Regions from separate parts of the Homo sapiens genome. Here region 2 is linked to region 1. Evidence: read pairs that join two places in POLR2A ChIA-PET (ENCODE). Cell type or tissue: PC-9. All regions are shown on one strand. Each heading gives the region's core, and the rest is flanking DNA. Links, peaks and the distances in the headings are about the cores only. Region 1 holds the start of LOC124903346 (a long non-coding RNA gene). Region 2 has its middle 25 kb from the start of LTBP2.

What was found. ChIA-PET counts read pairs that join two places held together with the same protein. Peaks named below come from ENCODE experiments on the same cell type or tissue, not always from the same donor. Only the 100,000 strongest peaks of a DNase experiment are listed, where the experiment ranks them.
Region 2: POLR2A ChIA-PET joins it to region 1 with 33 read pairs; 3 of 35 experiments call an interaction of 5 or more read pairs at or near these places.

Annotation. Positions count from the first base shown.
Region 1 is chr14:74,549,091-74,557,090 of GRCh38, reverse strand. LTBP2 (latent transforming growth factor beta binding protein 2) reads left to right here. Exons shown (of 36, transcript NM_000428.3): 4 at 1,398-1,588; 5 at 4,029-4,199; 6 at 4,698-4,904; 7 at 5,741-6,027; 8 at 7,126-7,228. It overlaps LOC124903346 (a long non-coding RNA gene), which reads right to left and starts at 4,776. Exons shown (of 2, transcript XR_007064265.1): 1 at 4,678-4,776. RefSeq lists enhancers at 969-1,469, 1,470-1,970, 4,408-5,072, 5,073-5,736. In PC-9, for the core only: CTCF peaks have their summits at 7,225 and 7,424 (motif pointing left); a DNase peak (open chromatin) is centred at 7,370; H3K27ac peaks cover 868 bases.
Region 2 is chr14:74,629,960-74,645,405 of GRCh38, reverse strand. No RefSeq gene overlaps it. Among named protein-coding and RNA genes, the nearest start is that of LTBP2, 25 kb to the right of the region's middle. RefSeq lists a silencer at 10,066-10,360 and enhancers at 13,364-14,012, 14,013-14,662. In PC-9, for the core only: no CTCF peak of the experiment used is centred there; no DNase peak of the experiment used is centred there.

The DNA of each region.
Region 1 (8,000 bases), core at 1-8,000:
GGGGTTTCACCATGTTGACCAGGGTGATCTCGAACTCCTGGCCTCAAGTGATCTGCCCGCATGGACCTCCCAAAGTGCTGGGATTACAGGCGTGAGCCACCACGCCCAGCCTCATCCTAAAGTTTTAATCCTTTCAAGATGTTTCCTATAACATTTTTTCAAATATACAAAATAAAATAGAATAGTACAACAAATCTCCCTGTACTAAAGGAATATTTTAACAGAAGACAAAGTCATATAGGTAAGGATGTACACATTTAAAACTTAAAAACAGTCCAGGTGCAGTGGCTCACGCCTGTAATCCCAACACTTTGGGAGGCCAAGGTGGGCGGATCACCTGAGGCCAGGAGTTCAAGACGAGCCTGGCCAACATGGCAAAATCTTGTCTCTACTAAAAATACAAAAAATTAACCAGGAGTGGTGGCGGGCTCCTGTAATCCTAGCTACTGGGGAGGCTGAGGCAGGAGAATTGCTTGAACCCAGGAGGCAGAGGCCGCAGTGAGCTGAGATCGCGCCATTGCACTCCAGCTTGGGCAACGAGAGCAAAACTCGGTCTCAAAAACAAAAACAAGCAAAAAACTTTTTAAAAAATCTAAATATGTAACAGGTAAATGTCTAAATAAGTTGTGATTCATCTTTAGCTGGACTATCATATAGCGATGAACATGACAAATATGACAAATTGAATTGTGTAAAGTGTGATCTAATGTTAAGTGAAAAACGGAATTTAAAATTGTATCTCTAGGTGATGACAATAGTGTAAAATCATATACGTGAGCAAAGGTTGAAAGAAAATATGCAAAAGTAGTTGCTGTGTTAGGATGGGAGATGATGAATTCATGTTTTTCTCCTTGAATATTGTTGTTACATTATTCTTACAATAAAAATCAATGAGAGGGAGACTCTAGGCTCTGCCCTGAATCAATCTTGAAGGTGTGTTTGTTGGGCACCTCTTCTACAGGTAATTCATATTAAGGGATATATTAAGAAGTGGTAGGGAGTAGGTACAGGACTTGGTTTTAGGGCAGGGGCTGGTCCATAGTGGGTTCTCAAAGACTTCTGGAATGTCAGAGCTACGTGAGGACCGTCTAACACCCCCATTTTGCAGTTAAGGGTCCTGGGGCCCAGAGGAGCTAAGTGATTTGCCCGGAATAACCCACCAAAAGCCTGGTGATTCCACATAGGGGTTGGTATTTCTACAAAACTAGCCGGCAGGCCTTAGATCAGTCCTTCTGCCTCAGGGCACCTTCATGTCTGGGAGTCAGCCATACATGGGTGAGAAGGCAGCCAGAGAGCATTTTTCTTGTGCAAAGGCAGAGAGTGGGTGGCTGGATGAGGAGTGGCACAGACACACTGTTCCCAGGGTGCAAACCCCCGTGCCGCGGTTGTCTCCACAGGACCCTGAGTGGCCTCAGCCAGACCCACCCTTCCCAGCAGCACGTGGGGTTGTCCCGCACTGTCCGACTTCACCCGACTGCCACGGCCAGTAGCCAGCTCTCTTCCAACGCCCTGCCCCCGGGACCAGGCCTTGAGCAGAGAGATGGCACCCAACAGGCGGTACCTCTGGAGCACCCCTCATCCCCCTGGGGTAAGGATACCCTGTCTTGGGTCCTAGAAGAGCAGGGCCTCTAGAACTCTCTTCTCCCACCTTGGCTTCCCCCTCTGCTCTCACAGAGGGGCTGAGTTGTCACCTTGTCCCTCATTCTTTCAGCCAATCAACAAACGCTTGTTGAGCACCTGCTTTGTGCCGGGGTCCAGGGGTCCTAAACCGGTGGACCTGGACTTCACCCCGTTGCAACCTTTAGACCTAGACTGCTCTATTTCTGCCCAATCTATCATCCCCTCCTGCCTTTGCTTCCCTCATATCCCGCTGTGAACCTCAACTCCCTGGTCCCACTCGTTCCACCTCATCCCTCCTACAAACCCCAACTCTCCTGGATCAACCCAACCAGTTGTTACCTCAGCACCTACAGCTGCGCCTCTGCTTCCCACAGAATCTCTGTGGATTCACGCCATGGCACACTCTTTGTTATTGCCTGACAACCCCTCCCTGTGTGCCTGGACATTTTCTCCCTCCATTTCTCAGAGCAGCTACTCCAGGCCTCCCCTCCCCTCCCCTCCTTTCCCGAGGCCCCATCCATCAGCCCACAGACATGCCCCCACCTCCCAGAGAGCTCCTCAACTTCCTGCCTATCACACCCACCACTACCCTGTTTACATCTGTGCCTGAGCTCACCTCCTTCCTTTTTTTTCCATTTTAAAAATTGAAGTGGAATTCACATAACATAAAATTAACCATTTTAAAGGCTACACTGCAGTGGCTTTTAGTGTATTTATAATTGTGTGCAACCGTCACCACTATTTCATTCCACAACATTTTTATCACTCCAAATAGAATCCTTGTACCCACTAAGCAGCAGTCACTCCTTATCTCCCCTCCTATCCCTGGCAACCACTCACCTATTTCCCGTCTCTATAGATTTGCATATCCTTGACATTTTACATGAATGGAGTCGTACAATGTACCATCTTTTGTGTCTGGCTTCTTTCACTTAGCGTTACATTTTCTTTTCTTCTCTTTTTCTTTTTTAAGAGACAGAGTCTTGCTCTGTTGCCCAGGCTGGAGTGTGGTGGCATGATAACAACTCACTATAATCTCAAACTCCTGAGCTCAAGTGATCCTCTCACCTCAGACTCCAGAGTAGCTGGGACTACAGGCATGCACCACCATGCCCAGCTAATTTTTAAATGTTTTGTAGAGATAGGGTCTTGCATGTTGCCCAGGCTGGTCTCAAACTCCTGGCCTCAAGTGATCCTCCTGCCTCAGCCTCCCAAAGTACTGGGACTGCAGGCGTGAGTTCCTGTGCCTGGCTTAGCATAACGTTTCTGAGGTTTATCCATGTTGCTGTGTGTATCAGTGCTTCATTCCTTTTCATGGTTGACGATTCCTTTCACGCCATCTTGAGGGGGAGGTGTCCCTCTTATCTAAGGCACGTTCTGGCACCCTTTGTCATTTCCTCTGGAACGCTGGCATCACTTGTCCCCCCTCTTCTGTATCTTCACCCTCTCCCACCCTCTCAGCCCTTTCCCCTCAACGTGTACAATTGCTTACAGCTCTCTCATTCACACACACACACACACACACACACACACACACACACACACACGTTTCTCCGCTTTCTTCCTATCTCCTCCCTTCACAGTCAAGCTTCTCAAACTCATGGTCAAAACATATTTTTTCAATTTCCTCCCCTCCCATTTCTCCCTCAACCTTCTGCCTCTGGCTTCTGTCCCCAGGCTCCCCGTACTGAATTAATAGCCCAATTTCATTGCCACCACTCTTGGGAAATGAAGCGGCCTCAGCTTGCACTGCTGCCATGACCTCCCAGGTGGTCACCCTGCCTCCGGACCCCCCAGCACATCAAAGCCAGCATGATGTCTTGCTTAAAAGTCTTCTGCAGCTTCCCCATCACCCACCAAATAAAGTGCCTGATCCTTGTTCTGGTAATCAGGTCCCCCACAAAACCTGACTCTAATCCTTTCAGGCTTTATCTTCTCTTCTCTTAGAAAACTCTCCTCTCTGGCAAGCTGGGGCTGCATTCTGTTCCCTGCCCTTGGGTTCAAAGCCCAGCTGCATCACTTGCTAGCTGCGTCACTTGAGCACCCAAACTTCTCTGGGCCTCATTTTTCTTAGCTGTAAAATGGACACAGTAGGTTGGATATATGAAAAATACCAACACTCAGCCATAGGAACCTACAAAAATGGCAATTTCTAATGATTCAACCTAACATACCACCCACTCAAGAGGGTTGATGTGCATGAAGTGTGAGCTTGGTGGCTGGCACATCTGCGAGCTTCTCAAAGGTATCACCTTGCCCCTACGATGGGACCCTGCGTCCAGTAGGTACTCAGCAAATGCCCTTGAGATGAATGCAGCCCTAGTCCCATGGGGCTTTCTAACCAGACTCTGGAGGTCACAGCTGTGCCTCTCAGCCCTGCCCCCTGGACCCAAGCCCTCTCTCTGCAGGGCTGAACCTCACGGAGAAAATCAAGAAGATCAAGATCGTCTTCACTCCCACCATCTGCAAGCAGACCTGTGCCCGTGGACACTGTGCCAACAGCTGTGAGAGGGGCGACACCACCACCCTGTACAGCCAGGGCGGCCATGGGCACGATCCCAAGTCTGGCTTCCGCATCTGTGAGTCCCTTTCCTGCTCAGATGGTTCCCAGCTGGCCCTGGAGGGTAGATGGCCAGAGAGCCAGGCCTGCCTTGGACTGGAGCCCGCTGCTCCCAAACTGTGGCTCCACAAGTTGTCCCAAATCACATGGGGAGCTGAGTCCTCACTTGGCAGCCTAGCTGTGTGACTCTAGGAGTCACATAACCTCTCTGAGTCCAAGTTTCCTCAACAGAGAAGAGACAGAGTTCATGATAATGCCACCTCCCCATCTCCCAGGTTATTGTGGGGTGCAGGGAAACGCCTAAATAGACTTTTCAGGAAGGCAGGGGCTGGTTATTATCCACTCTTCTTCACTCTACATGAATGAAGTGGAAAGTCCCTACATTTCAGGGGGCTCCGGGCTACAGGAGCCATCTAGGGTCAGGGTTCTGCCGCCTGTTTCTCTGTGGTGGTCACCAGCCACAGAGCGGGTGCTGCTGTTCTTCCACCGCTGGTTACCTTGAGGGTTGATGTTGCAGATTTCTGCCAGATCCCCTGCCTGAACGGAGGCCGCTGCATCGGCAGGGACGAATGCTGGTGCCCCGCCAACTCCACCGGGAAGTTCTGCCACCTGCCTATCCCGCAGCCGGACAGGGAGCCTCCAGGGAGGGGGTCCCGCCCCAGGGCCTTGCTGGAAGCCCCACTGAAGCAGTCCACTTTCACACTGCCGCTCTCCAACCAGCTGGGTGAGTGCCGGCACAGCTGGGCCGGCGGGACCCTGGGAGGAGTGCCAGTTGGGTGGAGGCTGTCACCATGGCTGTGACAGGGATAGGGAAGCTGCCTGTAGTCCTTCCTTTATGATCAAACCTCCCTCTTTCTCCTGGCCCTCAGCGCTAAGTTTCATTCCCTCAACTTCTCAGCCCCCTCCCATCGGAATTTATCGACTTGTTTTTGCCCTTTCCCTGTGCTGGGAACCCTGGGGAAGACAAAACAGTGTAAGGGCAGGGTGCCGCCCTCAAGGAATCCATGGGCCTGGGTAATAGAGGGAGAATGGATGGGAAATAGAATATCAGCATAAAACATTTCATTTTCCCTGCCTTCCATTATTAGGTGCCAAAAAAATACAGAATGCTTTAGGGGATCAGGGGATGGAGAGGCTCCTAAGCCCAGAGTGCTCTGGGACAGCTGCGTGGAGGGGATGGACTGCAGTTAGGCCTGAAACAATGGGTAGCATCTGGTTAAGCAGAGGGACTGGCACGAGCAAAGGCACGGAGGTGGGGCCATGCAGGAGACAGGGGGCTGGAGTTCCAGGGTTGGCCAGGGTCATGGGGGAGGTAGAATCAGGAAGGTAGCTTGGAATGTGATAATGAGGCTCCTTCAGTGACAGAGTTTGCACTTCATCCCGTCCCCACAAGGGATCATTCTGGGGTTCTAACTTGGGAGCAAAGAAATGGAAGGAGAGTTTTGGGGTGACACATAGCCAGTGGCCTGCCTGGCCCAGGGGTGGTGGATACCCTTCAGAGGGTTGGAAATGAGGGTGGGGCCCTGCTTCCCTGGCTCTGACTCTAGCCCCTGTGCCCAGCCTCCGTGAACCCCTCCCTGGTGAAGGTGCACATTCACCACCCACCCGAGGCCTCAGTGCAGATCCACCAGGTGGCCCAGGTGCGGGGCGGGGTGGAGGAGGCCCTAGTGGAGAACAGCGTGGAGACCAGACCCCCGCCCTGGCTGCCTGCCAGCCCTGGCCACAGCCTCTGGGACAGCAACAACATCCCTGCTCGGTCTGGAGAGCCCCCTCGGCCACTGCCCCCAGCAGCACCCAGGCCTCGAGGACTGCTGGGCCGGTGTTACCTGAACACTGTGAACGGACAGGTGAGAACACAGCTCTGGCCTCAGCCCTGGATGCTTCCAGGATGGCAGTTGTCCCCAGTCTGCCCTTCTCCTCCTCTCTGTCCTCTTTGTTCTTATGGAATGTGAGTGTCTGCAGACTCTCCCATTTCCCAGATGGGAAAACCCAAGGCATGAAATTGTCCATGTATGGAGAGTCTGGGCCTCCTTCCTGGGCTCTACTTGGTGCTTGTCAATACCAGGCACACAGAAGAAGACCCAAGGAAGTTCCCCTCTGGAGGAGCTGTCACCAGCATCCTCAGGTGAAGGCAGCCTAGAGATGCTGATCCTATGACCCCTGGCACATGGACCAGTGGGGCTGTTAGGATCTGGCCAGGAGTTTTTTATCCAGTTGAGGCTACAGTTGGGGTCACAGAGGTGTGGAATTAACAAATGGAGGTTAACCCCAAAGCCCTGGTGGTACAAAGATGAGAGATACTCCTATTGCCCTCTGGAACCATCCTCAGCTCATAATGGGAAATCAGGGAAGATTTTCTGAGGCCAGGCACCCAAGAATAGGGGTTAGACCAGACCCAGTATGGTTTTTCTTGGGGTTGCCAGGAAACCGCTTAGTTTCCAGAAACTAAGGTATTTCCAGAAACCCTATCTGAGATTAGGGAACTGGAGGAGGTGGGACAGCCAAGGGGTAAACACCCTGAATTCCCAGATCATCCCTGGCCTCTCACCTTGGGGTGTCCCTGAGCCTGGGGCTCTGCTCACAAGGCCCACTCTGTGGGTGACCCTGCAGTTCCCTGGAGGTAGGCAGAGGAAGCTCTTCCTTTAGGACCCTTTGTCTGTGGTTGGGGCCATGGAGGGTGGTGGTTTGCAGCCCCGCACAGGGCAGATCTTGTGTCTGGGGTGTCCCATCCACACACAAGGTTCAGGGCTGGGAGAGTGCATGGCAGGTTTCTCTGCTTCCTTCTGGGATATGGGCTGACTCCCTTCTCCCCTTCTTTGGCTGGGGACATCCTCTGGCAGAATGTGGGGAGTGAGCTCTGTGTCCTAGGCTTTCCCGGGACATCTCTGTGCACAGCCTGGGAGGGAAGGGGGGTGGTCACAGGTGTCCATGGCCTCTCCTTCCAGTGTGCCAACCCTCTGCTGGAGCTGACTACCCAGGAGGACTGCTGTGGCAGTGTGGGAGCCTTCTGGGGGGTGACTTTGTGTGCCCCATGCCCACCCAGACCAGGTGAGTGCTGGAGTCCAAGGTCACGTGTTGTGGAGGAAGCTCTCCCTGGGCCTGCCCTCTCCTGCCAGGGTTTCCCCTCCAGGATGTCAGAGGCCAGGCAGGTAGAACAGGCTGGTAAACTGCAGACTTCCCAGACCTGCCTTGAAGGTGTTTCTGGCCAGCACTGAGGCTCCTGGCAGCCCTCTGCTGGTGCAGTCTGTCCTGCCTGCTCCATCTGATTGCCTGCAAGGGCCTGCTCTCTCTTGCAGAGATTCTTGATCAGATTTTAGGGATTTCACTCAGTGTTCCCCTGCACACCCCTCCCAGATGCCAGGGGTCCAGAGATCTTGATTCAGTGATTCAGTGTTTTCTTTATTCTCTCCCTGATGGGGCCCCCAGGCCTCCTCTTTATCTCCTTACCTCCTGTTCCAGCCTCCCTGACTTTGAATTAGGGTTGAATGTCTGTCCTAGATGTCCTCATCCTTGGGGTATGGGAGCCCTAGTTCCTTGCCCTCTTTTGGACGATGGGAAAAACCTAACATGTGTTAATTCATTCATTCATTCATTCATTCAGCAAATACTCACTGGGTGCCTTGTATGTGCCAAGGACTGCAATTTCAGGAGTGAGCAAGATGCCTGTTCACGATGCTCTCCCCAGTCTTAGTTGCACAATTGGGAGGAGGGTGACCAGATGCCTGTGCGTGAGTGTGGCTTCTGCCCATTTGTCTGTCTTCTCCCTCCAGGCCTCCTTTCTGGGCCTGGGCCTGAGCCTGGTGTGTATTTCCTTTGCCTG
Region 2 (15,446 bases), core at 3,569-11,568, 85 kb before region 1:
GCTGATTAGGTCTTGTGTCCTTGCCTGAACCAATCACTGTGGCTAGGGCAATACAGTTATTTGATTGACCAACGCATGAATCACATGATACCAGGGTGTGGGTCTACAGAGGAAAATGGATACTTATGTCAAGAGGGGTGAATGGTTTTGCTAGATGACAAAAATGCAGCTGTTCCTGTCCCCCTCTACTGTCTTAAAAAGTAGTGTAGTCTGTGGCCGGGCACATTGGCTCACGCCTGTAATCCCAGCACTTTGGGAGGCTGAGGCGGGCGGATCATGAGGTCAGGAGATTGAGACCATCCTGGCTAACATGGTGAAACCCCTTCTCTACTAAAAATACAAAAAAAAAATTAGCTGGGCATGGTGGCGGGCACATGTAGTCCCAGCTACTTGGGAGGCTGAGGCAGGAGAATGGTGTGAACCCAGGAGGTAGAGCTTGCAGTGAGCCAAGATGGCACCACTGCACTCCATCCTGGGCAACAGAGTGAGACTCCATCTCAAAAAAAAAAAAAAAAGTAGTGTAGTCTGTTATTTGGTTAGATTATTTTTATTCCAGAAGAATGTATGCTCTGTGAGAGCAGTGATGTCACTTTCGTTCACTGCTGAGATCCCAGGACTCGCAACAGTGTGTACTATGATGTAGATGCTTAATAAGCAATTGCTGAATGAATTTAGCAGGATGAGCTAATTGCTGGAAATATCAGACTCCTAACTAATGGTTATTAAATGTTTACATGTATCACGGGCTGTTCTAAGCAATCTGTATATGTAAACTCAGTAATTACACAAATCCATGGCCAGGACTGTCATTATCACCTGCACTTTACTGATGGGGAAACTGAGGCATGAGGTGGTTACACAGTAAGTGGCTATAAGGATTTAGACCAAGGCATCTGGCTCCAGCACAGCCACTCTTAAGCACTATCTCATACTGCTTGGTAGATGTGCCAAGTCCATGAGTCGGACTTTCAGGGCAAGCCAATTTTCCAGCCTACAGTTTCCACGGATACAGTTTCCTTTGTCTTTAGGTTAAAAGTTTCTCCAGCTTTACTCGAGGCTCACAGAACAGTGGAGGTGAGTGATTCTGTTGCTTTTTGTTTGTTATTATTTTTTAAATACAGGGTCTTGCTCTGTCGCCTGGGTTGGAGTGCAATGGCATGATCTTGGCTCACTGCAACCTCCGCCTCCAGGGCTCAAGCGATTCTCCTGCCTCAGCCTCCTGAGTAGCTGGGACTACAGGTGCGTGCCACCACACCCAGCTATTTATTTATTTATTTATTTATTTATTTATTTATTTATTTATTTTTAGTAGAGATGGGGTTTCACTATGTTGGCAAGGCCGGTCTTGAACTCCTGACCTCAGGTGATCCACCAGCCTCAGCCTCTCAAACTGCTGGGATTACAGGTGTGAGCCACCATGTCCAGCTGGAGGTGAGTGATTCTATGGGGCATCTGAACATGCGTTCTTCCTCCCAGCTGAGAATTGAATTAAATACAGCTTCTTAGTTGGGGAATCACAGGAAGGCTGAGTTTATACATACAGCCTATTTTTTCATTCTCCCATTCATTCATTCAAACTATATGGAACAAGATGAGTCTGAAACATCTTGTGGTACCAGGGAATAAGGAAGTACTCGGAAAAAGATGGGCATGTTGAAAGGACACAACAGCCAACTTGTAGGAGCTCCCAGTGGCTGGAACGGTTTAAGCAAGAACATAAAATAATGATAACATTGAATTATAACCCCTGGGATACAATAAATACCCGAGAGCCCCTACTGAAATAAGCAATTGAATTAAAAAAATGGGGAAGAAGTAACAACTCTTCTTGGCAGAAGAATTTCAATTAATAAATATAGAAGAAAGGAGGGAAATACAGAATCACCACTATGCAGACACAATAGTAATAATTGTCGGCCAGGAACAAAAATCAAAAACAAAAACAAAGTTGTTGATAAGATCCACCAGTGATGGCCACTCAAATCAGTGGGAGAATCAGGATATTTGCACAGTCTCAAATTATCTTCCCCAATATACTTATTAACTAAAGAGGGAAGTATAGTAGTAATTTTAGAGTGGAGAAACAGTGGAGAAATCCGGCATATATGAGCTTAACTAAGAGATCAAGATTAACATCACCAGGAATAAGATGTGTTGACATTACGTATCCCCTGAGACGATGCCTTGAGGTCACAGCATCACCTCTATTCTGTGTATAACCTCAATCTAATCACAAGAAGACAGCAGACATACCCAAGTTGAAAGATAGACTACAAAATAACTGAGGGGTACTCATTAAAAGAGTCAAGGTCATGAAAGACAAGGATAGACTAGAGAGCTGCCATAGATTAGAGGAGACTAAGGAGACCCAACAACTAAATACCCTGAGCAATCTGAGAGCAGAAAAGGGACATGGGGAAAACAGAGGAAATTAGAAAAGGCCCTGTAGTTTGGTTAATGATACCTATGTTAATTTCCCATGTTAATTTGGTAATTGTACTCTGGTTATGTAAGCTGTTAGTATTAGTGGTTCACATACATCACTGTACTATTTTTGCAACTCTTCTCTAAGTCTATAATTATTTCAAAATGAAATGTTAAAACATGTATTTATTGAGCACCTAATTACCACCAAGCATCTGGGATACAAAAGCTTAGTTGTACAAAGATCACCGTGACAAGGTTCACTCCTGCTTTCAAGTAGCAGTGTTTCTCAAACTTTAATGTGCATTCAAATCACTGGGGTTCTTGTTAATATACAGATTGTGATCTGATATGTCTGTGATGGGCCCCGAGATTCTGTGTTTCTAACAAGCTCCTGGTTGACGCTGATGCTATGGGCCCACGGACCACACATTGAGTAACAATGGCTTGAAGTGCAGTAGGAGAGCAAAACATGCACACACGTGGCCATGATAAAAGAAAGTGAGCTGTGCGGTGACAGCTGAGAACATACGTGACAGGAGCCCCAGACTTCTCACATGGGATCCTGAGCAGAGAGGAATCCTTCAGGCTTTGCGTGCCTTCTGGCCTCAGCCTGGTTCTCGAAAGCGTTGGCCAGTTCTTTCCAGGCTACCTCTGGCTGCAGACTTGCTGGGCCGGGCCAGGCCAGGCTGGGGCTAAGTGTAAAGGGACAGGTGCAGAGTAACTGATGCACTCAGAAATTCCACCAGTGCTTATGAGAGCCAGGCCTGGCCTTGGGGTGCACACATGTTCTCTCTCAGACCTCAGCTGGTCAACACCAGCCCAGCTTTCCCTGGAATGATCCCTCTGACCAGCTCTCAGGCGAGAAATGCTTGTGTGATGTATTGCTCCCCAGGGCTCTCTGGGATCCAAGAATGTACACAAACAGAGCCAGTCAACCCAGACAGTGCATTATTTCTACTGATAAACATATATGTTCTTACAAATATGCTCACAAAATTGCCGAACTATGCTCAGCACCCAACTAGTAGCTTCGGCCACATTCTGCCTAGTGATACCGTTTTGTTCGGATTCTCAGGCCTCCTAAGAGTACCTGTGATGTCCCCTCCCCAGCCAGTCTCAGCTTGGCAAGCTCTCATAACACTCCACCCTCATAGCATCTCAATCCATGCAAAGTCATTCTAGACTTTAAGTCCAGGGAGGCCATACTGTGGGCCGCTGGGACCCGAACAGATAGAATCTTCTCAGTTTAACTCTGCTTCCTGGAAAGGTTTGTAACACATATTCACACAGGGGACTGTGCAGGAAGATGTGCGTGTTCACAAACAGGTAGCAGGTGGCATCTGGGAGTCTGGTTGACAGATTTGTAATCCACAGCCAAGCAAGTGAGCTCTGAAAGATGGGGCCTGGAGAAGGTTGCTGAATCTTTTTTTTTTTTTTTTTTTTTTTTTTTGGCAGAGTCTTGCTCTGTCGCCCAGGCTGGAGTGCAGTGGTGCAATCTCGGTTCACTGCAACCTCTACCTCCCGAATTCAAGTGATTTTCCCACCTCAGCCTCCCACCAAGCAGCTGGTATTACAGGCATGCACCACCACACCCAGCTAAATTTTGTATTTTTAGTAAAGACGGGGTTTCATTATGTTGGCCAGGCTGGTCTCAAACTCAGGTAACCTCAGGTGATGTGCCTGCCTCAGCCTCCCAAAGTGCTGGGATTACAGGTGTGAGCCACCACGCCCAGCCAGTTGCTGAACCTTTAAGGGCACTTGCCACGTGCCAGGTATGTCTCATTTGGCCCTCCCAGACATGCCTTTGGCGGGTGGTGGGCGGGAAGACTCTAACATGGTGTCAGCTGGGAGCCTACCTAGCCTGGAATTTAATTCTTCCCCAGCCCCCAATATTTTTGTGGCTTAAGTGAAGTTGAAGCTTCTCTCTAAGATTTCTGTGAACTCCTACAGACTTGTGGGTCCTTGAGCCCCTCTGCATCCATACCTGCTGGGGCAACCCTGCCATGGTCACAGCAAACCAAACACAACTTCCTCTAAGCAAATCCTGTGATCAGTATGGAGATGGCAGGGAGTTGATCTAATCCTGGCCCTATCCCCAGGGCCTCCCAGGAGATCTGTTGCTGTCCTCCTCCTCTATTTTGATGCTACAGACCCAGTGCAGACCCCACAGGTTCCTGATAAGCTCTGAGTCCTTCCTTGGACTGACAAGTTGGCCAAATGACACTGCTTCAGAGGATAAGCAATCCCTCATGTTCCAAAGATGAGAGCTCTCCTGATGTCCCATTTTTGGGTCCCATGAGACTTCAGGATCATCTTCCAGCCTAAAATTGATGTCTGTTTTGCTTCACTTCTCTTGTCCTTCTTTCAAGTCCAGTAGAGCCCATTCCCTCCAGGAAGCTTCCCCCAACTCCCCCAGCACACAAGGACATCTTCTTTCTTTGACCCTCTGTATCCTATTGTCAAACCCATCACGGGAGGCAGGAGAGGAAAGAGGTTACTGGTGCAGGTTCTGAACTTAGCTGTCTGGGTTCAAATCCCACTCCCGCCATCTGGGTGTTGTGTGACCATAAGCAAATTATTTAGTACTTCCAGGCCTTAGTTTCATTGTCTTTAAAACAGAGGGAGTAACAATAATTCCTATCTCATGGGGTTGTTATAAAGATTAAAAGAGATAATGCGTGTAAAGCTATATAGACTAAAATCTGGCATGCAGTAGCTGCTTAATAAATATTACTTATCAATAGCTATTGATATCAACCATTCAATTAGTACTTAATTTCATACTGCTTTATTCCAAGGGTATCAGGGATGACTTGCTGATGTGAACACAGGAAGAGGTCTCTTAATGATAATTGCAGCAACAACGCATCTCTTGCCAGGCACTGGGTTACGGGCTTACTCACATTATCTCTGGGCTTGAAGAACCATCAGTTAACCAGTGAAATAGTGTGGAAATTGTAGCATGTTATGAGGGTAATTTGGTATTTTTTCTGTTTGTTTGTTGTTGTTGTTGTTTTGTTTTGGTTTTTTGTTTGTTTTTTGAGACAAAGTCTCACTTTGTTGCCCAGGCTGGAATTTAGTGGTGCAATCTCAGCTCACTGCAACCTCCGCCTCCTGGGTTCAAGCAGTTCTCTGCCTCAGCCTCCCGGGTAGCTGGGATTACAAGTGCCCACCACCACACCCGGCTACATTTTTTTGTATTTTTAGTAGAGACGGGGTTTCACCATCTTGGCCAGGCTGGTCTTGGACTCCTGACCTCGTGATCCACCCACCTCAGCCTCCCAAAGTGCTGGGATTATAGGCCTGAGCCACTGTGCCTGGCCATGAGGCGTGTACTTCATTTGAAATGAAGTGCAAGTGCAAATACAGGGTTTTAATTTATTGGGGTGTTTTGGGTTTTGTTTGTTTGTTTTGTTTTGGGCTGTGTAAATGGGGACTAGGAGAACTGGAGGGTACAGATTTGCCAAGGTTTTTTCCAGACTTGTCCAGTAGGAAAAGTGTTCTGATTATTTCCTGAGCAAGATCTGAAAATCTGTCAGATGGAGGATCAGCAGAGCTATCCTGAAAACCTGCCATTTAGGATCTAGGTTGTTCAGTCAAATCTCTCCATTAGACCTAAATGGGGCCTGGAAGCAAGAGGCCTGTCTGGTTGTCAGCTGGTTGTACTCACCATGCCTGTCTCCTTTATTTAAATTGTTAAAAGCAAAGGCAAGCTTGACTCCTAGCTCTCTATTCCTTACAAGCTATGTGACCTGGACAAGTTGCTTAACCTCTCTGAACATCTGTTCCCTTATTTGTGAAATGAGGACAATAATGCTTGTGTAATACTTCAGTCCCCTTGAGGATTAAACAAAATAACATAATCAAGAGCATAGCACAGTGTCTGATACTTGGCACACCAATAGCTATTATTATTTTCCTCATCTTGGGACATGAAAACTGCCTCATAAGCTGCTCTCTTCCCAGAGCATTTGCTTTTTATATTATTTTGTTCCATCCTCTTCTACGTTTCCTAGATAAACTTATTTTGACAAATTCTGCCTTGGCTGAACTTTGGGAAAATGAGCATGTCCATCCCTAGAACAGTGATTGGAGGCTGCCTTTTGAGCTCAGCCACCATGGTGGTAGCTGGAAATCTGGGGAAACTGAGGCAGACAGTGATGCAAAACTGAGGACAGGGCCACTTGGGATGGTGAGAAACAGCTCAGATTTTGTTCTCTTCTCCCTTGGGGGTATTAACCTGTGTTCTTGACTCCCCAACAAATTATAAGCCCCTGAGGCACTCTGCCTCAGTTCCTCTGCCTATAAAATAGGAATAATAATGCTATCAACTTCGTAGGGTTGTTATGGGGATTAAATGAGATAATAAACTTATGTGCTTAGCACCAAAGCTTGGCAAATAGTGTGTGCCCAACAAATACTAGCTTTTACCATTTTATGTGTCCACGAGGCCTAACATCGCTGGGCACACAGTGAGGTTCCCGAATCCTGGACTCCACCCCTCAGAGTTGGTGCTTTTCTGCCCTGACTCCCTGCAGTCCACCTGAGTTCAGCCCCACCTTGTTGATTCCATCGGGAGGTGACATTGAAAACCACAGATGCCATCTGTTGGGGATTCTGAATTGTTTCTGGCCCTTATCAGCAGTGTAAAGGGGGCCAGGTTGCGGACAGCTTAATGAGGAAAACAGGAGCTTAGCGGCTGCCAGAGGGCAACAGAGTGCCGGAGTACCAGCCCTTCCTCTGGAGGAGACACTGTCTGCCCAGGCTCTTGGCTGACGCACGTCGTGAGATCTGACTTCCTCTCTCTGTTTTCTTTTCAATACAGAATAACTTTCCCTACCTCAGGCCCTCACCACCCACTCTCTGGCCCAGCCTCTACCTTGGAAACAGGGTTGAAACATTTGGGAGCTGCCCCATTCATCAGGCATCCCATTTGGATCATTCAACAGTCCCCAGTACTTCCCCACTTCCCCCTTCTCTCTCTCTTGTCCCATGAGGAGTATCCATGGCAAACTCAATAAGACCTAAGATCTTTACCTTCATTTTCTCATTCAATCATTTCTACAGTCCTATGACATAGCTCTTATCCATCCCATTTTTACAGAAGCAGGAGCAGAGTCTCAGAGGTTCAGATCTTTGCCGAAGGTCACACGGCTAGAATAGGGAGCAGCTAGATTTGAATTCAGGCCTTCTGGCACCTGCTCCCTTGTTCCTCTGTACCTGCCTTCCCCTGGGGGAGGATGGCAGGATGGCAAGTGCCCAGTGCTCACAGAGCAGTGTGCTGGATGAGGGGCAGAAGGGAGACGGGGGAAGAAGGGAGGCTACTGTTGCATAGTTTGCCTTAGGACAGCCTTGACTGATGAAACCACCTTCCAGGCTCCAAGAGATTTTTCTCTCCATAGCTGCTCCTGATCTGGCTTAGAGACAATTGCCTCTGCCTTCTTTATCTCTGAAGCCTTCCCCCCAGCCCCACCTACTTGGCTTTTGACTCCTTGCAGGGTTGCAAAGGGGCCTGCAATGCCTGCACTGCCTGTCTCCTGCTTGGGGGGCTCTGGGTTCAGCTGCTGTCTCTAAGCTGGTGGCTGCTTTTGGCTTCTGCTCCAGGAGCTGCAGACGGGCCAGCAGGGGGTCTCCAGAGAGGCCAGACCCTGGAGTTAGTTAAATGAGGACCAGCTGGGTTGAAGCAGGAACGTTTTAGCCTTCCTGAGGCAGACGGAGCCTCAGCCTCAGACCCCTGCCATGCAAGCCCTTTTCCCATCACCCACTCTCTACTCTACTTCTTGGGGCTGAAGTTGTTGATATATTTCAGGCCCTGCCTCCCCAGTCCCTTCCCCCTGCAGCCCTGCTTAGAGGGCCAGCTGACTGCTCTCCCGTCCTGCCTGTCTGCCCTGGTAGTTGCCCTTCAAGCTGGGTAGTAGCTGTAGATATCAGGAGGTGCTGCTGTTCTCCAGGGCTTGGGAAAATATCCTACACTTGACCTTTCCCCCCGGCGGGGAGAGGAATGTTGAGGCCAGAGCTGAGTGGGATCTGCTATCCTGGCAGGCGGCCTGCCTGCGCCTCTGGATGAATGATGGGGATGGGCTAAGAGGGTCAGAGACTCTCCCAGCACAGGCAGAAAAGACTGAGTGCCCCAGACTGGGCCAACCTCTCATCTTTGGGGTCCATTCCCCATGCCAGAGCCCTGGGCTGGCTCTCAAGGCTGTCCCCATCATTCCTGAAACACTGAGCTGTCTGCAGTGTCCTCAGAGTCTGTCACCGCATCACACTCTCTCCAGGGAGGCTGGATTAGCTGCCCAGAGTTAACAGAGAGGGCACTGGGAGGGGGCAATTGTTGATTCTCAGTCTTCACATCTGAAAATGGCAATAGGGCTGGATTTGTGGTTTTCAAGCGGTATTCGGACAAGCCCCAACGTTCCTCCAAGATGCCTCAGAGGCTATAAGGCAAAGGGAAGTATGTGTGTTGGGGTGTTTGGGGAGAGATCAAGGGCGGGCCCCTTTCCAGCCACAGGAGCTCCCCAGTTTCCTGTTCACATCTTGGATCTGACTCCTGAACCCCTGGCAGTCTGGTCCCTGAATCCCTAGCCCCTGCATCCCACACTACTCTGCTTGCCTTGCCTGTGAGTTCCTCCAGCACAAGAGCCTTCCTACCTCCAGGATCTTATGACATCTCCTCCTGACCGTCCTCCTCCATACCTCCTTTCTGAGTTCTGTGCACCCTTCAGATCTCAGCTCCAATGTCATTCCTTTGGGGATACCTTCCCCAAATCCCCTCCCAAGTCTGTATTAGGTCATCTAGCTGCATACGTCTCTTTCTTAGCTCTACTTCAATTGCAGCTCACTGTTGATCTACTTATCTAATTATTTTCCCAGTGTCTGTCTCCTCCACTACACTGTATGCTCACAAGGGCTGGAATCAGGTCTGGATTGCATGCTGCTGTATCCCCTAGCACAGCACCTGGGACAGAGTTGGCATTCAGTAAATATTTGTTGAATGCTGAAACACTGCACAAAGGTTTTGCTCAAAAAAAAAAAAAAAAAAAAGTTGAAAACCGCTGGCCTAGAGGCTCTCTCAGTCAGTCCCCTTCCAATTCCATTTTTTTTTTCTTTGAGACAGTCTCGCTCAGTTGCCCAGGCTGGAGTGCAGTGGTGCGATCTTGGCTCACTGCAACCTCTGCCTCATGGGTTCATGCTATTCTCCTGCCTCAGCCTCCTGAGTAGCTGGGATTACGGGTGTGTGCCACCATGCCTGGTTAATTTTTGTTTTTAGTAGAGATGGGGTTTCACCATGTTGGCCAGGCTGGTCTCGAACTTCTGGTCTCAAGACATCCACTTGCCTTGACCTCCCAAATTGTTGGGATTACAGGCGTGAGCCACCGCGCCCTGCTCCCTTCCAATTCTGCATCCACATCCTTAAAACTTGGATGCAATTACCTTCACCACCAAAATATTTCTGGCCCTCCCCATTAAAACTTTACCTGGCCTTTTCTTAATTTCCATGGTGTTTAGAAGGGAGTGATGTAAACAGTAATGGGAAGAAAAATAAAGGAACTCCAAGAAAGGCAGGGTATTAGCCCCCTCCACCCACTAGAGAAGCAGATGGGGGTGGGGAAGACAGCCATGTGCTGGAAGAAGAGGACAGGGCCCAGCACTCAAACCTCCTCTGAGTCTCAGGGGGTTTGTTTGTCTCAGGACACACCTGTCCCACATCCATTGAGCTGCCTGGCAGGGGAGGAGTTCGCTGCCACTTAGGCTCCAGTGACCATAGCTCTCAGGCCAGCTGTTTCCTTGCCTTTGAATTAGTGGCTGACCCTGTGTTGTCTCCTGCCTGTTCCAAGCAGCCTGGGAGACTTCCAAGCATGTCTTTTACAGGCCAGATGTGTGTCCACTGGCTGTGAATTCTTGTATGGAGAACAGGTGGGTGGTAATTATTCTAGCAGGAGCTGAGCGTGACTGGAAGCTAAGGAGACAATTCTATGGAGCTGTCAAGAACAGAAACAATGTTCTTTTCCTGAGCTTGCTTTTATAGGAGGAGAGGGAGATGCAATCCAGGGCTGTGGCAGGAGCCTTGGCCCCTATGGCAGGTTCTGCAGCGTCCTGGAAATTCCCATCCCCCACCCCATCCATCCCCCACCTCTCTCAATTGACATCCCATGTGTAGAGAACATCTGCTGTGCACATATGCCCAGCACTTCTTCCCTTCCTTGAGTAACAGAAACTCAGCTTTCCTTTGGGAAACTCAAACTCCCCAATTCCATGCATTCCTGGTGGGGCTGCCAGCCACAGGACTCTCCCAACCCTCCATTCTCAAAGGGTGAGCATAGACCCAAGATCTGTCAGACTTTTTCCTGGGGAATTTGAATCTGAGTTGGAGTCATTACCCATAATGGAAGGCAGTTGCTTTAGAATCATCCAAAGCCAGACAGCTCATGAGTTCCCGCTACCCAGACCCCCAAAGCTGCCCTGGTCCCTTCTCAGGCCTGAGTGTTGAAGGCCTCCTTCAGTACCATGTATCTTTCCAACAAATTCTCTTTCGCCACTTATGTTTGCCAGAGCCAGCTTCTGTAACTTGCAGCCAAAGCTGATGTGTATCCCATACGCTTGTATCCCAGCCTTCTTTTCCAGCCCTTTCTCTTTCTCATGTTCTACCTGAAAATCCATTTTTACTTTCCACACCCTGAAAACCTTTATGCCCCCTAACCTTTTTCCCCTGTCAAGAACGCTTAGGAAAGAGTCTATCCCCAATCTTTTTTTTGGGAGGGGGGGCGGCGGGAGGGAGTCTCACTCTGTCGCCAGGCTGGAGTGCAGTGCCACGATCTCAGCTCACTGCAACCTCTGACTCCTGCGTTCAGGCAATTCTCCTGTCTCAGCCTCCCGAGTAGCTGGGATTACAGGTGCCTGCCACCACGCCCAGCTGATTTTTGTATTTTTAGTAGAGATGGGTTTCACCATGTTGGCCAGGATGGTCTTGATCTCCTGACTTCATGATCCACCTGCCTTGGCCTCCCAAAGTGCTGGGATTACAGGTGTGAGCCACCGTGCTGGGTCTTTACCCAATCTTTATACTTCAGAGTAAATGAAAACATTCTCTTTGATCTCCTCTTGGGCAGATGCATTTCTAAGTGCTGACCGAGTGCCTTAGCATCTTGTTTCAGAAATCAGAAGTATTCGTGAAGAGGTGGGAGAGAGATTTCAGGGGGCAGAGTAGACTTTCCCTAAAACGCCCTGCCATGAACCCTGACCCCTTCTCCCCTGCACTTATCCGTCACTTGGATGCAGTGGGAATTGCCTTGTCCCAGACCTGGTCTGTTGGGCAGCTGTTTATATCGGTTCTCTGGGAATTATCCCCTGATACTCATTAAGTTTTGTTCCCACTGGAGTTACCTGCCTCAAGCTGTAAGATCACAATTCCATGCAACTAAGCACCTCCAGTGTGTGTAAGGTTCTGAGTCAGGTGTCTGAGATACAGCTGTTCATGTTTGCAGTCTTGTTGAGCAAACAGAGCCAAACCCACCATGCTGACTACATGAACTGAATGCTGTGGGAGAGCTGAGCCCATGGCCCTAGGATTGCAAAGCAGGGAGGGCTGGAGTCCACCTAGCCTGTCTCTCTCAGCTGGTATATAAATTGGAGTTCTTTTTTTTTTTTTTTTTTTTTTTTTTGAGAGTCTCACTCTGTCACCCAGGCTGGAGTGCAGTGGCACAATCTTAGCTCACTGCAACCTCTGCCGCCTGGGTTCAAGTGATTCTCCTGCCTCAGCCTCCTGAGTAGCTGGGACTACAGGTGCCCGCCACAATGCCCAGCTAATTTCTTTTGTATTTTTAATAGAGATGGTGTTTCACCATGTTGGCCAAGCTGGTCTCAAATTCCTGATCTCAGGTGATCTACCCCTCTTGGCCTCCCGAAGTGCTGGGATTACAGGTGGGAGCCACTGTGCCCAGCTAGAGTTCTTTTCTTATGAGCAATAAGGATTCTAATTTTTATTTTTTGTTATTTATTAATTTATTTTTTGAGACAGGGTCTCGCTCCGTCACCCAGGCTGGAGTGTGTGCCGAGATCATGGCTCATGGCAGACTTCAACTCCCGCGCTCGAGCAGTTCTCCAGCCTCAGCTTCCCAAGTAGCTGAGACCACAGGTGTGTGCTACGACGCCTGAATAATATTTTGATTTTTTGTAGAGATGGAATCTCACCATCTTGCCAAGGCTGATCTCAAACTCCTGGGCCCAGTGATCCTCCAACCTTGGCCTCCCAAAGTGCTGGGATTACAGGTGTGAGCCACTGCACCTGGCCAGGACTCTCATTTGTACATTAAAAAAGAGTAAGGTTACCACAAAGATTTTAGGAGCAAACATAATAGAAATAAGAACTGAACAAGTAGATAGGAAGAATGCCAGGAATGTAGGCAGTAATGAGGCTCCCAGCCCCGGGAACTTTTTGGGGAGCTGCGATTGGATGGTTTAGTTATAACTGTGTGTCTCTGCTTCAGGGCCAAATCATGGGAGAGAATCTGATTGGGCCAGTTTGGGTTGTTTGCCCCATTGCAAATATTGCAACTGGCTGTTCCATCAGACAGCCTAGAAAAGGGAAGAGCAGTTCCCTAAAGGAAAATGGATGCTGGTAGGAGAATAAGAGAGGAAGGATGCTGGGCAGACAGAGCCCGTGATAGTCACAGGCTGGAGGGTGCCACCCTGTCTGCGGGGTGCACTATTCCCTTGTGCTGTTTCCATAGCAACCATAGGCCGAGCAAAAGGCTGGAATCAATGAAAATCACTGGGTGCAGAGAGGGTTCAGTCCTCTTGTGTTATAGGTGGATAAACTGAGGCCCCAAGGGGAGAGGCCACTTGTCTGTGGTCACAGCCTTAGGTTTTCACCTGCAGCCAATGTTGATGCTGAACCAGGAGTGCACAGGGTCAAACTGGATCCACAGGCTCTGCTTCTGGTAGGAATTTTCTGTACCAGAGGTGGGGTGGGGGTGAGGGTCCATATGAAAGCCACTGGGAGGGGCCACCCTGCCTGTGAAAGGTTAATGCAGATGTTCTGTAAATATTTATCCACCTGCGTTGGGCCCACTGGAGCTGGGAGGTAGAGTCAGCACCCCTCCACTTCTAACACCATGCCCAGGATGCAGGCAGAAAGGCCACTCTCGAGTCCCTGGATCCTGGACGTCGGAGAGGAAAAACTACCTGCTGGGGTGATCTGCCCCCTGCACGCACACAAAAGACAGCCCCTGCTGTCTGTCTAGAGCTGTGTCTAGCTCCTGGCTCCAGTGAGGCTTTGTGAGTGATCCTTGGGGCTCCCAAAGTGACCCTCCTCCTGGGTCTCAGGACAGTCCACTGCAGAAGTCACCAGGCTCAGGCCTCCTTCCAGCCCTCGGCTCTCCCCTGCCAGGCCTAGCCAGATCTTCCCAGTCCCAGACAAGCCCTGCCTTAGTGTTTACAGTCTGTGAATACTTGTGGCCATTTCTGCTGCCCTGACGGGGCAGGATGGACTTGCCCATTCCGTCTGCCCTTTTAAGTCAGTCAACTGTCCAGCCTTTGGCTCAGTCCAGCTGTTCTCCTCAGGGCCGGTGCCTGCAGCTGACAACCCCCCTGGGGCCTCCTCCCTCCCCAGGGTTGGCAGGGTGCCTCTGTAGCCCCTTGGCTTTCTCTCCTCCATGCCGCAGTCCCTTGGCATCTTTCTAATCCCCTTTCCCCCAGGAGGTCTTGTTTCAGCCTCATCTGATCAGCCCTCACCTCCCAACCCCTTCTCCTGGCTGTTCCAGCCTCTAGCTTGAGATTCCAGGGGATGGGGAGGGGACAGGCCCTGTTTCCACCACGCTCGGTCTTTTCCCGTCCAGCTGGCATGGGGAGGATCTTCCCTTGCTGGCCTTCACACGCTGTGCCGTTTCCGTCTGCTTCCAGCTCATTAGTGCAGGTATGATGGGAGCCAGACTTGCCTCTTGCCCAACACTGACCTCACGGCTCCTGCTCAGCGACCCCTTCCCGTCCCCTGCCCCAGCTCCCAGTGCTTCCCACCCAGTCTGGAACACTTGGATACAGCACACAGTGTGCGGCCTCCTCCCTACACCTGGCCCCTCCACAGGTTCTCACTCTCTCTCTCAGATTTTCCCTGGCCTGGTTCTCTTTCAGGGTCTGGAAATGGGGAGGCCTTTCTGCCTGGGCAGCCTGTGGATCTAGCCAAACCTTCCTCAGCCAACCCCAAGCCAGGGTGAAAGTCCACTGGCAGGTTTTGTTGGGGCGAGCTAAGGAGGTAGTGAACTCCCAGGGCTGGACAGGACCCCCTCAAATCATCTTAGCCCTTCCAGTGTCTTCTGGGAAACATCACAACCATCCCGGATTGCTGAGCATTTACCAGTTTTCTTGGACAACTGACTTCCCCACTTCCCCTTACCTTTAATAAGAAGAAACGTCACATGAACCGTTTTTTGTTTTGTTTTGTTTTGTTTTGAGACAGGGTCTCACTCTGTTGCCCAGGCTGGGGTGCAGTAGTGCGATCTCAGCTCACTGCAACCTCTGCCTCCCCTGCTCAAGTGATCCCTACCACCTCAGCCTCCCGAATAGCTGGGACTACAGGGCATGCACCACCACGCTCGGCTAATTTTTTGTATTTTTGGTGGAGACAGGGTCTTGCTGTGTTGTAAAGGCTGGTCTCAAACTCCTGAGCTCAAGTGATCCACCTGCCTCAGCCTTCCAAAGTGCTGGGATTGTAGGTGTGAGCCACTGCACTTGGCCACGATCCTTTTTTAATGCGTAGAATCTCTTGCTGCCCTCACTCCCTGCACATACTCACCCACCCAGCCTGTGTTGCACTGACTTATTTTCCACTGCAGTTTTTGTCAACTCCCCTTTTCTTGTGCTCAGTGTGAAGAATACCGCTCACTGTCTTCTATATGGGACAAACAAGCAAATGAAGAAAACGCCTTGGTATAGGTGAAGATCTGACAGAGCCTGCCCTTGGCCTCCTTTTTCTTCAGGCTGAGGGGTTCCAAGGCCTTTCTTCTGGGGACATATAAACTGCCCAT